Regions from separate parts of the Homo sapiens genome. Here region 2 is linked to region 1. Evidence: chromatin loops called from intact Hi-C (ENCODE). Cell type or tissue: mammary epithelial cell. All regions are shown on one strand. Each heading gives the region's core, and the rest is flanking DNA. Links, peaks and the distances in the headings are about the cores only.

Region 1 (4,402 bases), core at 261-4,260:
GAAATTAGTGAAACTTTGACTTGATGTTTGTTGCTTCTTTATGGTAGCCCCATCATATTCCTAACCTTACTAGCTGATGGCCTAGGAAATATCCCTTGTATTTAAATTATTTAATCATTCAATTTGTTCTATAGAGTAGGAAAAATGCTCTTTGAGAAAAAAAATACTGCTATTCAAAAAATGTGATATAAAAACAGAAATAATAGGAAATTAAAATGTATTTTAAATTATTTTTTATTGTGTGTATTCCACAATCAAGTTCTCTGTGGTTTTCTAGCCTTTATGAAGAATATCAGTATTATCAGATCTCATAGTTTTTCTTGACACATCTAAATACCAGACTTGTAATGCAGTTGATTAGTTTTGACACAGGTGAAATAGATAAAATCAATTTTCTTATTCTTTGGTTCATTTCACATTTACTGAATACCTACTCAGTGCCTAGCAGAATGGAATATACAGGGGAATTTGTAGCAGAGTGGGAGTACAAAGGTAAATTTTAAAAGTGCTCACACAATAGTATTTATACACTAAATGGAGGAATATAATCATAAAATTGTCACTGAAAGTGCAAGAATAGAGATTTTCTGAGTGTTAAGGAAGGATTAAGGAGAAACTCCTAACCCAGCCTCAAATGGTGAATAACAGATTTTGGGTGGCTGAGTTGAGCACTATCAAACATTAGGTTTTAACCAGATAAAGAGGGTACACTCTCTAAATGAGTATTTCTTCAGTCTCAGTCACAATATCAACAACATCCTGCCTCCCCCAGCTCACTGGTCTATACTGCAAATACTCTCCCTAGTAAGTGTCATACATTTCTAGAACTTTAATCACTGCCTTTATTGTAATTTCCTAAACCTGTGCTTCCATCCAAGATCCTCTCCTTTGCTCTAGATCTAGATATTCAGCTGTCTTCTACAACTTCCATTCAGATAGGCCACATATACTTCTATTGCAATGTGTTTTACCTTTTCAACGTATACATGTTACCCAAATGTGCTCTTTCTCTTTTATTCTTTATTACAAAGAATGGCCCATCAAACACCAAGTGACTCAAGCCAGGGATGGATGAGTCACTCAAGATTCCTTACTCCCTCATCCAATTAATCATCATCTTTTCCTCATATATCCTAAAAGTTTGCCTTTGTGTTGTGATCACTCCACAGAGGCAAGATGGAACTTTACCCCAAATTTGGTTTGCATGTCAAGACTAATGACAACACACACATACCAAGAGGGTATGAAACATTTTATTATTTAAATAATATGGCTTTCTGGGGATATAAGGGCATGAATCCCAAGCTGGTTTGAAAATGACTTGAGAGAGCAGCAAAGGATGCTGCTTGGGTTTTTCTTTTTATTGTGGTTAGTGTCTGGGATCAGGATGATGGTTGCAGTGTATGGACAAGGGCTCATGTGGTTTGAATTACCTACCAGAGACAAAGGAGAAAGCACTAGACTTTCTTATCACTTTCCCAAATGTTGGACACAAGGGAAAGATAAGTATAAAAGCTGTCAGACATCAAACTTTTTATGGCATTATGACATGCCAGCATCATCTCTCATTTGCTCTATTTTCATAGCCTTCCAATGTCTCACTTTCTCTAATCCATGTGATCTGCCAGTTCAACTTCCACCCTCAGGCTCATACACTTGCAAACTGATGGTGATGCCATAACTCTGTGAAAGATTCTTCAGTGACTGTGCATCACTCAGCAGTAATTCCCAAATGTTCTCATTGACAATTTGGAGACTGAATCCTGGGGGTGGGGATTACTCAAAATGGTTCACCCTAAGATTTTTTATATATTTTTATATATTTTATATATTTTTAAATATTTTAAAAATATATCATTTATCATAAATATCATGTAGATTTAGTCTTCTACAGCAGATAGTGTTAGGAGTTTTAACATAAAAAAAACTTTCACGTGTCAATTTTAAAATATACTAAAATATTATAGTTCCCTTATGTTTTCTAGGAGGAGTTGCACATTGATCCAGTAGCTTTTAGTCTTAACCAGGCATACCCTCAGGACACATATATTTAACTTTGAGAATCATAACCTTACACAACAAAATGCAGACTTCTGTTTAATGTACCAGGCCTTTCACTATTTTAACCCATATCTACTCTCAGATCCTATCACCATGGCCCACCCTTCCAAACCACACACCACTGTTGTAACACACTCTCCCTGCTGGTGTAACAATTGTGACCCGCACGTTTCACCCCTCTATGCCTTCACATTGTTCCCACTGTATGGAGTGCCCTGTGTCCACTCTTCACTAGATACATCTGCTCCTGCCCTTATATCTCCAGAAAGCCCTATTCTTTAAGTCATAAAACTTTTCATACCCTCTTGGTTTGTGTGTGGTGTCATCGGTCTTGACATCTAAACCAAATTTTGGGTAGGAGCCCATCCTGCATCTGCTGAGTGATTACAACACAAGGTAAGGTACAACATAAGGTAAACATTTAGTATATAGAAGGAAAAGAAGATGATTAATTGGATGAGGAAATAAGGCAGAGGGTGGAATCATGAATGATTCATCTATTTCTGGCTTGAGTCACTTGCTGTAGGATGGGCCATTCTTGGCAGTAAGGAAAAGAAGAGGAAGAGCACATTTGAGTAGATGTATACACTGAAAATTTTAAACAAATTGCAATAAAAGTACATCTGGGCTATCCAAATGGAAGTTGTAGAAGACAACTGAATATCTAGATCTACAGCACAGGAGAGAATCTTGGGTGGAACAACAGATTTAGGAAATTACATTATAGACAGTAATTAAAGTCCTGGAAATGTATGGCACTAGGGAGAGTATTTGCAGTATAGTGACCACTGAGCTGAGGTATACTCAATCCTTCATAGAAAGGATTTTAGTCCCTCTTTGAAGTGTTCCCCCTAGGTTTTCTCTGAACATTAAACATATTTAGATTGTATCAGGTACTGTAGTCTGAATATTTGTGTCCCTCCAAAATTTGTATGTTGAAATCCTAACCCCTAAGGTTATGGAAGTAGAAGGTGGGGCCCTTGGGAGGTCATTAGCTTATGAGAGCTCCACCCTCATAAATGGAAAAGTGCCCTTATAAAAGCGGCCCCAGGGAAAGCCCTCACCCAATCCACCAGGTGACTTTAGAGTGAGAAGGTTGCTGTCTATGAGGAATGGGTTCTCACCAGATGCCGAATCTGCTGGCTTCTTGATCTTGGACCTTACAGGCTCCAGAAATGTGGGAAATAAGTTACTGTTGGTTATAACCTACCAGTTTATGGTATTTTGTATGGCAGCCTTAATGAACTAAGATAGTATGGATCTTTCTGTGAGTGTGATTTTTGCCTGTCTACCTTCCTACAAGTTTTCATGGACAAGGATGGCATATATTCAATTTCATGAGCTGGCTCTGAGCCTGCTGTACAGTGGGTACTCTGCATGCTTTGTTGAGTGAACAAAGAAATATTTTTGAGGTGACACTTATGATAGTAACCGTTGCAACCCTTTCTTTTAAATGCTGTAAAAGAAATCTCTCTAGTAATAATATGTTCAGAATTCTTAATTTTACCCATATAAAACATGACTTTAAAATAGTTAAAATTATAGGCTGTATTCATTTTAAAGAGCATTATAAGAGATTCTTAAAGAGGAAAAAAGAAACAGTAAAAAAGGACCAAAGGAACAGCACAAAAAGGAAGTAAAATTTTAAAAAGAAGCCTAGAGAAAAAGAAAAGTGAGAGAGTACCCTCCCATCCTCCCCCACCCCCTCACCGCCCCAACACACACATACACAAACTCTCTGAAAACTCCCAAGTGAGGCCGGGCGCGGTGGCTCACGCCTGTAATCCCAGCACTTTGGGAGGCCGAGGCGGGCGGATCACGAGGTCAGGAGATCGAGACCATCCCGGCTAAAAAAACGGTGAAACCCCGTCTCTACTAAAAATACAAAAAATTAGCCGGGCGTAGTGGCGGGCGCCTGTAGTCCCAGCTACTTGGGAGGCTGAGGCAGGAGAATGGCGTGAACCCGGGAGGCGGAGCTTGCAGTGAGCCGAGATCCCACCACTGCACTCCAGCCTGGGCGACAGAGCGAGACTCCGTCTCAAAAAAAAAAAAAAAAAAAAAAAAAAAAAAAAAAACTCCCAAGTGAAAAGCAGATGTAGGGAAATTCACACAGTATCTCAAGGCTGTGTAGAAATGGAAGAGGAAAGAGAATTTACACAAATCATAAGAGAATGACTGGGGCAGGAGAGGAGCCAGAAAATTTAAATGTGAAGCAGGCCCATGAAATATAACTATATTTTCTGATAAGGGGACAGTGGGCTTCAAGTGGGCAGTAAGATAAGTTGAATGCATTATTATGTGTGTGTGTGATGTGAATAAGTAAGTAAAAGCTGAGCTTTTT
Region 2 (4,402 bases), core at 312-4,311, 130 kb before region 1:
TATATTTTTAAGCTAAAATTACTTTGAGTTCAGGCTTTGATGACATAGCACACACACACACATACACAAATTACACAGCAATATATCAAGAGTATTAATTCTTAATCAATGCATTTAAAGTTACATGATGTTCCAGTGAGAAAAATATCAACCAGGATTTTTTTTGGAAGAATACAACTTCCTGAAGTAGAAACCTATAAAAATTATTTTAATATTATAAAATATGTGATAAAGATAGGAAAGGTTGTTCCTACCAGATATTAAAATGTATTATAAAGACATTCTAATTTAAATAATACAATATGTGTTTGGGAATTGGTATGCAACTGTGGAACAGAAGAGAAGGTAGAGTTTCAATCTCAAATATATATAATATTTTAATATTGAAAAGTGACATTTCAAAGACATTAAATATAGGAAGGGGTTATTTAGATGACACTAGGTTTAACAATTCTATTTTATTTTACCTTACACCTAAAAATGACCACTAATAGTATAAATTTAAGTATTAAACACGAGATGATTAACACTTCATAGCATCAGTAAATAAAACATGGCAATGGTCGTAACAAGTTCACTTCATCTATAGTTCTTACCTGAGCTCAAGTAAGCAATTAGACTAACAAGGTCACAATAGGCCTGGCTGGCACCAGTTTACTCAGAAGGAATTGAACCAGAAATGCAGTAAGGCAGCAGGGCCTTATCACATGTTTCTTTTTTTCACCATGAGTTTTACAGAATTCCATAGAGCAAACAAAGTTCTATTCTTGCTGAAAATCCGGTAACAGTTCAAGTAAAAGGAGATGAAATATACACCAGTGAGTGCAAGGTTCAGAAACCAGTTCCTGCTTTACTTTCCTGGGATACTCAATAGCTGAGCTTGCTTCCTTCTAGGTCTAGTCATGTATTGTTATAATTTGACCCTCAAAAGTTGAGGAGAAATCAAAAATTAAAATTATAAATCAATTATAAGAATTAAATAAAATATAAAATTAAATTAAAATAGTTGTAAAAATACTTTAAAAATGGTTTTATATTAAAACTGTTAGAAAATTCTTTAATTTTAAATTTTAGAGATGTATTACTTATTTTGTAGAGATATTTTTAAAGTGAAAATATCTGCTGATTAGAATTTTATTGGGTTAAGATTTAATGAAACACTGTGTGTGTGTGTGTGTGTGTGTGTGTGTGTGTATTGCTAGTGCTTTATAACATCACTATTATTTATTTATTTATATAGCGTTGTGGACACTATGAGCTGCCCAGCTGCCCCTTAGAGGAAAAATTTATTGTTCTAGCTTCTAGGAATGTTATTGGCAGGTGGCATTTAAATCTCAGCCCCTTCAGGGTTTACCTGAACTGCAGAGAACGAGCCTACCTGACCAAGTACAAGATCCTTTCCAAGTCAGCCCAGGAGGGATGACTGACAGAGCAGAGGCAGAAAGGACCAGCCATTCTGGAGCAGGATAAGTAAGTTTAGGATGCCATACCGACTTGTCACCTTGTGTGAAGCCCAGTGGGCTCCTTTCACAACCCATGCACCTAACTCTTTTGCAAGATAAGCGGTGCTACATGATACCAGCTGCCAGGTGGATACAAGCTCCTGATACGCCCAGGGAAAGAGAACAAAAGCCCTTGTTTATGATGAGGCTCCCCTCATTTCCAGCCTATCAGCATCAAAAGCCCAAGAGGCTCTTAGCTACAATTTCCTGCCTTGGAGAGCTAGAGACATCTCTGAGGTCCCACTTGAGCAGCTAGGTTCAGGATTTAGATTGTAATGACATTTTCGTCATTTTAATAGTAAAAAACCACACTCCTAGGTGGAGATTTTAGATGCTAATGATTCATAGAATGTGTGTTAGAGCATGTTAATGCTGAATGCATGCGCCAACCTCAGGTCCACCTTTGCATACTTGACCTCACTTTTATGTATTTTATAAATACATATGTACAGCTCCCACAAAAGGAATTCCCCTTAAGGCACTAAGGGCTTTCTCTCCCTTGAAGCATCCTACTCAGCCTCTCAGAGTCTACTTTTGCTTTGCAATAAATTCATTGGCCTACTCTTACTTTGGACTTGCTCTCAAATTCTTTTTGTTAGTGAAGTCAAAAACCTGAACTGACTCACCAACAACAATTCTGGCCCAATTTGAGATAATGCAACAAGACATTTTAACTCCAAAGCTCCAAGTGGGATTGGCTAAGACCATTGCTGGCTCTGGATTACAGCACGACATTTCCCTCTGCCTAATCCTTTTCCCCTCCTTTGCTATCCACAGGTGTTGATCCCAAGGGCTCGCATAGAAAACACGTGCACATTAAACTCAGTATCCTAATCTGCTTGTAGACAAATGTTACCTGCAACATCCAGTGGAAGAGAGTAGGAATTCGGGAAGATTAAAGTTGCCACCATTGCAGAGAAAAATCATTATTGAGCCGGGTCTCAAATTTATTATTATTACCATTTTCCACATACTGGTGTCCGAAAATAAACCTGAAATAAATGCTTAAGAAAAAAAATCATTTGAGTACTGTCTTTTATCTATACACTCAGAGCCAAATACACTTTTGAAAATTAATTTCTTGGAATAGAGTAGCCTAAAATACTTATGCATTTTATATGAATAAAAATGAGAAGCAGTATATTTATATCAGCTTTTCTTTAGAAAAAAACATGATTTTATTTACAGACCTATTTTCATTGTGATTAATTTGAAACTATCTTCCAAAACTTCCAGTTGTTCTTAATACCTCTGTGTTTTCAGTTCCAGCTGCAAGATAAAAAGTTGTAAGATTCTATATCTTTTACATCACCATTTCTTCCCACAACACACACACACACACACACACACACACACACACACACATACTTTGAGGTAGATTTGAGTGACTTTTAAAATCAATTTAGTTGAAGAAAGGTCAAGAGGAATTATATGATGTTAAAAAATAACAGTTTAAGAAATTTAGTAAGAAAAAGAAGAAATTAGTGCCATCTAGCATATCAGTATGGACTAATTATTGTGAGTTTGTTATTTTGAGTTATATGGCTCTGAGGCTAGGTGTCAGTCAGAGTTTCAGGATACAAATAACATAATCCCTAGCCGATTTAAGTATAAAAGAATCTTCAGATGGAATAATTCAGGCTTATATGGGAAATAGCCAACAAAGTCCAATTTGTACCTAATGGCTGCCCTGGTAAGAACCTAATTCCTCTGTCACTTGGCACAGACATTGTTGCAGCTTGCACCACTGAGGCAGGACACTGGATATGAGAAATTCTGCTTCCACTTCCTCAGAAAGCCAGACACTGTGTGAGAAGCTAAAAGCCATGCTGTTTCTGCATTCTCCCTTTGCTTTCTTCTTGAGCAGACTGAGGTGGTGTGACTTATTAGTGAAGTCTGTTTCACATGAGTAGGAAGAACTTGGAAAGTGAGTTTCCGGCTTCTAACTTAAGGAGCTAATGCTCATATTACAGGAAATTCCATAGATATTAGAAATTCATTCCAAAGTTGGCCACCAGTCATGGCAAATAGCCACAAGATCTACACCAAATTTTCCTGCCAGTTGGTGTCTGAAAAGCATGCAAACAAACAAAACCTGCTTCGATAAGTTTAGGCTATTTGTTTAAATATCTTAAACCTTTAATATATACTTAATAATACTGTGCTAAGCAAGTGGGAGGATTGGCTTGTCACACCAAAGGTGGTGTATTTGGAAATGCCATGAAAGAAGAGATGGTGACTTTTCTGGAGATTTGGAATGTAAGCCATGCTTCAATATAAAAGTGCTATAAGGACTGAGTTGAAAAGTACATATGTTTTAGACAAATTGGAAAAGTTGTGTGTGTGTGTGTTTATGTTTCTTTATATGTATGATAGAAGGTTGCTGAGAAATGGGAACAGAGAGCAGAAGAAAGGATTTGTTAAGAGTAAGGGCAGTGCTAGGTAGATTAGGTAATGGGATACAATCAGTTTAAGAAAGGATGAGCTACAGAATAAAGGTTAAAGCAGTTATGATAGTCGATCTTTTTCTAGGGTGTAACTTTCATTTTAGTTTTTCAGGATGAATAAAAAATTGTACTGCCTTTTACATCAGCTTGATATACAAAATAAAAGTATTGCTTCTTATTTGCAGAAAGTTATGAGAGAGTACTTAGCATTACGACAACTGTGCCACTTAGCTATGCCCCAGTGCCAGGTTGACTCCCAAGGATAGCTATGGGGTTTCGGGAAGTCTATAGGTGGCAGAGAAAACCAACAAGTAAGAGACACATTTATCTTCTGAGATAAGCAAGAAGACAAATAGGTATGGAAACTTTGAAGAATGAAATTTTCCATATATCCATATATAACCACTCCCATTGTGGCTAGGGAGAGCAGCAAATAAGAAACTGTTGTTTGAA

The links. A loop is a pair of places that touch in the nucleus more often than their neighbours do. Peaks named below come from ENCODE experiments on the same cell type or tissue, not always from the same donor. Only the 100,000 strongest peaks of a DNase experiment are listed, where the experiment ranks them.
Region 2: a loop joins it to region 1, with 7 times the contacts of the local background. A loop is called at or near these places in 1 of 110 quality-filtered maps.

What each region holds. Positions count from the first base shown.
Region 1 is chr4:43,328,609-43,333,010 of GRCh38, reverse strand. LOC105374434 (a long non-coding RNA gene) reads left to right here and starts at 2,315. Exons shown (of 3, transcript XR_925268.1): 1 at 2,315-2,457. All of the region lies in intron 1 of LOC105374433 (a long non-coding RNA gene), which reads right to left. In mammary epithelial cell, for the core only: no CTCF peak of the experiment used is centred there; DNase peaks (open chromatin) are centred at 1,080 and 2,530; H3K27ac peaks cover 3,099 bases.
Region 2 is chr4:43,455,648-43,460,049 of GRCh38, reverse strand. LINC02383 (long intergenic non-protein coding RNA 2383) reads left to right here. Exons shown (of 3, transcript NR_146993.1): 2 at 1,241-1,470; 3 at 2,280-2,520. Among named protein-coding and RNA genes, the nearest start is that of LINC02383, 35 kb to the left of the region's middle. In mammary epithelial cell, for the core only: no CTCF peak of the experiment used is centred there; DNase peaks (open chromatin) are centred at 1,949 and 3,439; H3K27ac peaks cover 2,593 bases.